2 separate regions of the Mus musculus genome follow, and region 2 is linked to region 1. A link is a loop called in an ENCODE intact Hi-C map of the cell type or tissue named here. Cell type or tissue: heart. All regions are shown on one strand. Region 1 overlaps Bcor (BCL6 interacting corepressor). Region 2 has its middle 48 kb from the start of Gm52427.

The links. Hi-C counts contacts between places; a loop is a spot of excess contacts. Peaks named below come from ENCODE experiments on the same cell type or tissue, not always from the same donor. Only the 100,000 strongest peaks of a DNase experiment are listed, where the experiment ranks them.
Region 2: a loop joins it to region 1, with 2.2 times the contacts of the local background. A loop is called at or near these places in 1 of 42 quality-filtered maps.

The regions. Positions count from the first base shown.
Region 1 is chrX:12,070,791-12,074,790 of GRCm38, reverse strand. All of the region lies in intron 1 of Bcor (BCL6 interacting corepressor), which reads left to right. Among named protein-coding and RNA genes, the nearest start is that of Bcor, 7.8 kb to the left of the region's middle. In heart, no CTCF peak of the experiment used is centred here; a DNase peak (open chromatin) is centred at 1,800; H3K27me3 peaks cover 3,128 bases.
Region 2 is chrX:11,941,429-11,945,428 of GRCm38, reverse strand. No RefSeq gene overlaps it. Among named protein-coding and RNA genes, the nearest start is that of Gm52427, 48 kb to the right of the region's middle. In heart, no CTCF peak of the experiment used is centred here; a DNase peak (open chromatin) is centred at 1,878; H3K27ac peaks cover 236 bases; H3K27me3 peaks cover 1,469 bases.

The DNA of each region.
Region 1 (4,000 bases):
CAACCCTAACACAGGCCTCAGGAGCAACCAGTGGCCCTTAGAAATGCCACCCTGGTTTCCTCAAGGATTCACTGTTCAGACAACTAGCCAGGCAGGGTCAGGGAATCAAATGTGCCAACCTCTGGGCTGAGTCCACCGCTACAGCTAGGAAGGCCCTTTGTTAGGCCCTAATGTTCTAGGAATCAGATGAAGAGTGTAAATGCAAGTGTGTTTGCTTAGGAGTCTCTTGGGACACTCTGGATCTGGTCTAGAGGGGGGGGTCTCCCCAAATTAGGCGTTGGTTGGCCACCATCAGAGGAACTTGGTCAGTGTTGATGGCCAATGGGATTCTCTCTCTCTCTCTCTCTCTCTCTCTCTCTCTCTCTCTCTCTCTCTCTCTCTCCCCTCCCTCCCTCCCTCCCTCCCTCCCTCTCCCCAGAGTTGGTCTTCCTGCTGAGCCCTAGGTGGTAGGTCTGGGAAAATCCAAATAAGCTGGCACAGGAAGTCCTGTCCACCTCCATGGTAGCCCAACAGAGCTTATCCCTGGGCACTTGGCCTAAGGATGGACCTCCTTAACAGATCCCCAACATGTCCCTCAAGAGGGGACATGTATATTTTGTGGGGTAGCAGTTTTTATGCCCTTCCCGGATATTTCTGAAGGTTCCCATTCCGGGCTGACTGACGCTCAATTCCGTGTGTCCTCAATCCGTATCCGTGTGGTATGGCCCCATTTATTTTTTTTCAGGGAGCAAGTATCACTAGCCAGCACCCACACAGGCTGGGCTCCCCATGATTAGACAAATGGAGAAGTCCACTCCGAGAAGATCCTGACAGCATAAAATATAATTTGTGATCTAAAAGACAGTTTCCAGTATAATCTCATTATGCACCACAGACTCCCGGTGTTATTTTGTGGAAGGCGGACAATGATCAATTTACATTGACCCGGGGCTGGGCGAGCTTTTAGATGGTAATTGCCATATTGATTTGCATGCAAAAAGGAGACCTGCTAAAATTAAAGACCGGAAGCTAAATTAAACTAAATTTATTGTCTAGGTGCAAACCAGGGGAACTATTGGGGGGGAGGGAGGTGAGTCAGGTTAGGTTGCTAGGGGCAGAACAGGTAAGAGGCTAGCTGAGCTTGGGGGGCAATTTACAACTTTCCCGGATAGCTTTGCCTTGATTTCAAAATGTGGGAAAGGGGTCGAGTTTAGGAGAAAGTTATAAAAAGGTACAGTTGCAGTGAAGGCCCTGGGTCTTTTAATGCCAACGGTAACTATAAGGGAGAGGGGAGGTTTATAGGGTTACGGGGGTCTTCCTGCACCCTTCTCGGCACTCCCAACCCGAATTTCTATTGTTTTGATTCTACGGGGCCTTCGCTATGGTGCCAGGGACATCAAAATCTAAAGAGAGAAAGGAAGCGTGGAGGTGGGGGGAACCCTTCTCTGTTCCCGCCTTGCTCCTTCCCCTCCCCCCTCTACAGCGAGAGACCTTGTGGTGGAGGTGAAGGTGTTAGAGGCTAAGTATCCCCTCCACCTTGGAGAGGCCTGGTGGGTCCCCACGGATGGGACTGTGGGCAGTTGTCTCATCACGATGGAAGCTAAGGTCACAGGCTCAGCTGGATGGCAATTGCCTGGGAAGCCGCAGACTCCAGGTGGCCGATGTCGAAGTAGAGGAGGATGGGTGGATTGGACTGGAGTGGGAGAGAGTGTCTGTTGGAGCTTCGGGCCTGCCTAGTGCCAGGGTCAGGGGGTCGCTGCTAGAAATTCTGGCATGCTAGGCCAGTTCCAAGCCAGGCCAGGCAGGAGCTGGAAACTCATCTGGCTAGCCAAGGCTGGAAAGTTTTAAAAAGAGAAAGAAAGCCACTTGCTGGAGGTCTGGCTGGGAGCCAGGTCAGCTGTACAGCATGGCCACTCGGAGTGGGGGTGGGGTGAACGGAGGGAGTGTGCGCTCCTTCTGTCCACCTGGACCCTCTCCCTCGTGATGGCTCTGCCAGGTCTATTTCAGAGGTCCTGGTTGAGCTGCAGAGGCTGGCAGGGGTGACCAGATGTGTGGTGCCTGATCCAGGCCTCACTAGGCAAAGGTGAAGATTAGTAAATCTTTGATTTGAGAGCTCCTAAAGGAAATGAAAGCCTGGGCTAGGCCTAGAGATGAGGAGGAAGTGGGGAGAGGATCTTTAGGCCATATCCTGGTTGGGGAAAGGAAAGTCTTCCAGCTTGCCTCGGTGGTTGGCTTTTGGTAGGGATGTTGGGGTGCCCAAAGGGGCCTGATTTAGAAGTCACTTTGCTGATCTTCCATCTGGTCCCTAGGGTTTCTCTTCCATCTGGTCCCTAGGGTTTCCTCTTGGAGCGTTAGGAGATGTAGACAGATGTAGGATTCCCTTCCAGAGGCCCTTTGCTTGATCTAGATAATGGATTGCATGATGTGACAAGTCTAGGGTGGCCATCTCAATCATAGGACCAGTCCAGAAGTCAGCATTTCCCCTGAGAACAGAGAGTCCAGGCCACCTACTACTTACTGATGTTTGGCCCTCCAAGCAGGGCATCTCATTGTGAGAGATTTGTAGTATGTAGTGGGAGATTGTGAAATCTCCATTTCAGTGACCTTAGAGATTGCAGTGATGTTTAGGGGAAAGTGGGCTCTGGCTTCCTACTGGATGAATTACCTAAGTTTCATGTGCTGGCTCTTGCAGTTGACACACAAAGCCTTAAGATGTCTTCTGCACTTACCTGAGGTGAAGACAATATGTGAAAGTGGGGATTTCAAGTGACACAATTAGGCCAATAATTGGCTCCTCTCCTGCAACTCCAGGACTGAGTTTGACCATGGCCCATTTTTACTAGCTGTGTGACCTTGGGGGCAAGTTATTTATGGCCTCTGAGCCTCTGTATGTTTCTTCATTTGTATGACTGGGAATAATTATCTACCTTTAGGATCAAAGACACTGTTTGGCACATAGTAGGCCCAGAGGGTTAATAATTGCCCTGAATGACTGGTCATGTTTCTATAAGTTGCTCCTTAGCTCTGCAGTGTCCCAGGGACCAAGGATGCATGCAGGTTAGCTGCCCCCTCCAGGGACATTCCTCTGGTTGGGCCTATAGGGGCTCCTCTCTTTGTTTAGAGTTCTTTGCCTTATGCCTTTAAGGGATTCCATATGCAACGACTTGGATCCCCCCCCCCCCTTAAGTGGGATCATTATATAGGTCAGAATTGATTCCAGAACTGGTATCTAGGTGCCATTTGGCACGTTTTCCAGTCATTATTTCAGAGGAGGGGACAGGGCTGCTGGAGAGGACCTAGCTGGAAGAGGTGCAGGAATGGCTGCTACAGCAGCCAGAGGTGCTGTGGCGTGATAGGGATTAGGTCCGGATGTTATGAAGGCTCACTGTGGTTTTCAATAAAGTCAGCCAGAGACTGCTTCTTTTATATCGATATGTATTTAAAAGAAATTACTAGCACGAGAAGAAAACCAGACCTGTATGGATCCAGGCCGGTAGTAAGCTACTGTGATCAGGTTCCCTCTTCGACTCCCAGAGGGGAAGTCAGCTTTTGATTGAAGCTACACTTGGTTCTTGACTCTCAGGGGATGCCTGCTCTGAAACAGGAGCTCCCCCCCTTCTTTCCCTAAAAGCCTTTGTGCTGAAAGAGCTTCAGTAGGCATGAATCTCTGGTCCCTCTGAAGAAAGCCTTGCGGCCTTTGCTGACGTTGGTTTGTGAACAGTGGAGCAGTGGATTTTACCAGGCCAGCACCCCCCCCCACACCTCCACCCCACCCCCTGATTTAGCTCACTAGTTAGAGGTAGTATATGGGCAGGGTGCTCCTGACTGGTGGTGGCTGCAGCGTGGAGCCCAGCTGCCTGGAATCTGAAGGCTCTGTAACCTTTGAAGGGGGCCCCCTCATGAGGGGGCAGAGGTGCGGAGCTCGAGGACCCAGGGTTGTTTTGGAGGGTCTGTTTGTTTTCTCCAGTCTCCGAGAGGCTGAGGGTGGAGACGGACGGACGGGCAAGAGTGTGTTCCAGCT
Region 2 (4,000 bases), 130 kb after region 1:
TGGGAAATGTAGTTCTGTGTTTTTGAAGCAACACAAAAGATGCCAGGGATTAGATCTAAGGGGAGGCTGACAAATGATGCATACTCCCTGGCAAAGAAATCATCTGGCCAGACATAGAAGCTCAGGTCTGTAACTGAAGTGCTTAGGAGACAGAGACAAGAGGATTGCTATGACTTCCAGACCACCCTGGGATACATAGTGAGTTTGAGGCCAATCTGTGCTACAGTGTGAGGATGCTGTTTCAAAAAACAAAGCAAAGCAAAACAAAACAAAACATGCACAAACCTTCTGTAGTTCCCCTTACCTATCAACTCAGAACTCTTCAGTCTCTCTCCATGCAGTGGCTGGCTTGCCTGTGTTTGTCCCAGCATATTAATGCTGACTTTGAATGATAATTGGGCTGCTGCTTCTGGCCCCCACCCACTTCTGTACATGTTATTATTCAATGTCTTCTGTCCAGAAGTCATGCTTTTACAGTCTGTCATATGAAGCCATCACCTTCATGCAGCCTTTCTGACCACCACTTCCAACTCAGAACACAAACACACACAAACACACACCCCCACCCCCACAGGGATCCTCTTTTCCCTTTCCCAACACTTCCTGCACGCAAGCCTTGCCTTGTTTCTCTCCGTCTCCTGGTTATTAATGGGCTTGTCTCAGCTCCCCATTAGACCGCAGGCTTCCTAAAAGCCTTGTTCAAATGAAGCCTCTGCAGCGCCCTGCACCTGGGAAGGGCTCACTGCATTTTAGTTTAATGAATGAACAAGTAAGACGGCAGCACACATCAGCAGGTTGCAAGGCCCAGTCAATACAGGTGAATTAATTTTGACTTTGGCAATGCATGCCTGCGGGGGGGCAGGGGGGGGCGGGGAGGGGGACAAGCCCCGGGAGAAGAGAGGTAGGAAGTCAGCCCGGGCAGGGAGCAGAGGTCCACCTTCTGCCTTGTTATTACTTCGGCTTATTGTTCCAGATTTTTTTTTTCCTTTAGAGAGAAAAGAATCCGCCCATGTTTTCATGTTTTTCTCATTGAAATACACCCACAGGCTTTGGAACACACCCACTGGCAAAGAGCAGGGAGGGGAGGGAGGCCCGTTCGTTTCTTCCCCATGGTTTGGGGAGGCAGCTGGTGGTCTAGGGATCCAAGGGCAGTGGCAGGAATAACAGAGTGAAGTACCTCCTTTTGAAACTGCACCCGGTTAGGTCCTAGGGTGTTACATGTGCTTGAACTCACACCTATGAGAAGCTCTGTACCTGCTTCATTACGGGCTGAAAGGCCCCAGGGAGTTGCAGAGGGTCAGAAGGACTGCAGTGTGCAGTGTGATTGCTAATCCAAATAGTCCATCCATCCATCCATCTATCCATCTATCCATCCATCCATCCATCCATCCATTCATCTATTTGCTCAAGTACACATCCATCTAATAAGAGTAAATTGGGATGGTTCATTTGATAAAAGCCTTTGATGCCAGTCCTGAGGACCCAGGTTTGATCCCAGGGACCAATACAGTGGGAGGATCTAGTGTAAGCCTTGGATTTAACATGAAAGTTTATGAAGGTTAAATGACCTGCTCAGATTCTCAGTCAGTTACCAGCCTTGGTAAAAGTTAAACTTACTCTTCTAACTCCTAGATTCTAATGCTCTCAGAAGGTTTCAGGCACTGTTAAGACACACCCAAACCAGTCCTTCCTGGGGTCCCTGAAGTGGGTAGACGAAGGTCCAACAGGCTCCACCCAAGCTTGAGCACTGTGCCTCTACCCGCTGTGCAGCGCAGGCGGGCAGCTCTGGACTTGGAGCCATTTCAGATTGCCTTCCCAGCCCTGTGTTTATAAAGCTGCACTCATCAGCCTGGGGTGTGGACAGCGGTGACCTGTGCTGTCTAAACAAACCGCAACTCCTGGCTGCTAGCCTGGCTGGCTTGCCAGGGTGCGCGTGACATCCTCTGGCCCATGAGGCTGGGAACTTCAGTGCCCCGAGTGAGTGATGTCAAGGTGTGCACATTCCCCAGGATGGTGCTATCAACTGCCTTTGCCTTTCTTCGTGTTTTACTCACCCCTCTTAATTGCTTAAAGGAACAAAGAGGAACATGTCTGCACAGCACAGCCATAAAGCTCTTGCCTGGGAGAAACCAGGGGAAGGAGGCACACTCTGGTGAAAAGGAGGGATGAGCAGACTCTACCTTCTAAATAATGCAACTTCGGTTTACTATTCTAGATGTATATTAAAAAAAAAGATTCAGACTAAAGTCTGTCATTTTAAACAGCTTTTCAAGTGACACAGAAATTATACTATTTTTAGGTCAAACACCTAGCAGAAGTTGACATTTTTAAGGTTCACTTACATGTGGAAACATCTAGAGGGAAAGTGTGAGCTCTCTCTCTCTCTCTCTCTCTCTCTCTCTCTCTCTCTCTCTCCTCCAGAAACAATAAACAGGATGGTAAGTCGTGGTGTATTTGTGTGAGTCTTCACCCTTTTGTACTTGCATGTTCAATGCTGGCTGTTGAAAATCTTCAGGAGAGCTTCAACATGGCAGATGTCACCTGAAGGCCACCCTTTGGAAATGCTGTTCCTGCAAATAAGCTTAGGTCATTAGACCAGCGCTGCCTTTGTTCCCTAAGTACGGTGTCTTCTTCCCTCCGCACAGAGCGCGCTATATATAAAGCCAGAGCCATTCAGTGTCACACAAGGACTATATAAAGCCTGCTGAGAGATGAGAGATGTCCTTAACTCTTTCCTCTCGGGCTCTTGTTGCGGCTTCACCCACTCGAATGTGCAGAAGTTCTGCTCTGGGGCCAGTAAGGGTGTAGATGGGGTGGTGGGTGAGAAAAGGGGGTGTGTGTGAATGAAGCAGCAAGCTGATATTTGTACCCTCCCCCATGTTCAGGGGTGACAGGAGAGAAGAACATGCCAGCAAGGAGCTGGGGCATTCTTTACTAGCCTCTCCAGTGGTGACTGGTACTGGAAACCTCTGTGGTAGTGCTTCCTGGAGTGTCATTTGTCAACTGTATTTCATTGTCCAATGATGTTGGTGGGAATTCACCCTAGGTCTCTCTGACCATGCGAGGCAAGCACTCTTGGATCCCCACCTTTCTTTTTACCATTCTATAAAAATTCTTTTTAATTTTGCTTATGCATGTGGGGGGGGGCAGGAGGCATTTACACATGAAGACAATTACCCAGAATCCAGGAGAGGATATTGGAACCCCTAGAACTAGAGTTACAGGTAGTTGAATGCTGGGAATTGAACCTGGGTCCTCTGGAAGAGTAGCAAGCACCTTAACCACTAAGCCATCTCTCCAGCCCCTCTTTTTATATTTGATTGTGGGACAGTGCCACACTAAGTTGTGTGTGCTGGCTTGACCTCCCTCTGTAGGATCGTATCTACCCACTCAGAGCTCACATCTTTAGGAAGGCTGCCCTGACATAAGACCGTGGTGGGTCCCGCTGGAACTGTCCCATCTCAAAACCAGTTCTGCTTTGTAGAACACAGCCATAGTGGCTGACAAGCAGAGGATATGTCAGGATGTGTGGTGCAGGAATCAGCCATAATGTGCCCTGGATTATTAGACAGTTGAGGTTGGACCAGAGTGAAGCCAAGGCTCCTTGCCCACATGCTGAAACCACCCTGCTCTTCCCATTTGGTCTGTGGGACCTGATGGCTCTATAGAAGGCCGGACAGATTCTCCCTGAAACTCAATTAGCTGGGTCCTGAGACTCATGCCAGGTGAGATGAGAGTCAAGGAGCCAAGTGCACTGAGGACTCTCAGGTGACCTGTGCCCTGTCCCTCCACCCCCACTTCATGGTGAAGACTGAACGATAATACAGAAGCTCGCCCTCCAGCCTCAGGAGAACCTTCAGATGGCTGCTGCATGCCTTGACACGGTGACTGGACCCTCAGCAACCATCCTGGCTCAGAGACTACAGAGACAAGCCACCCACGGACACCTGACTGCAGATGCTGCAGCATGAGTGGCACATGCTACGCTGTAATCATTTTG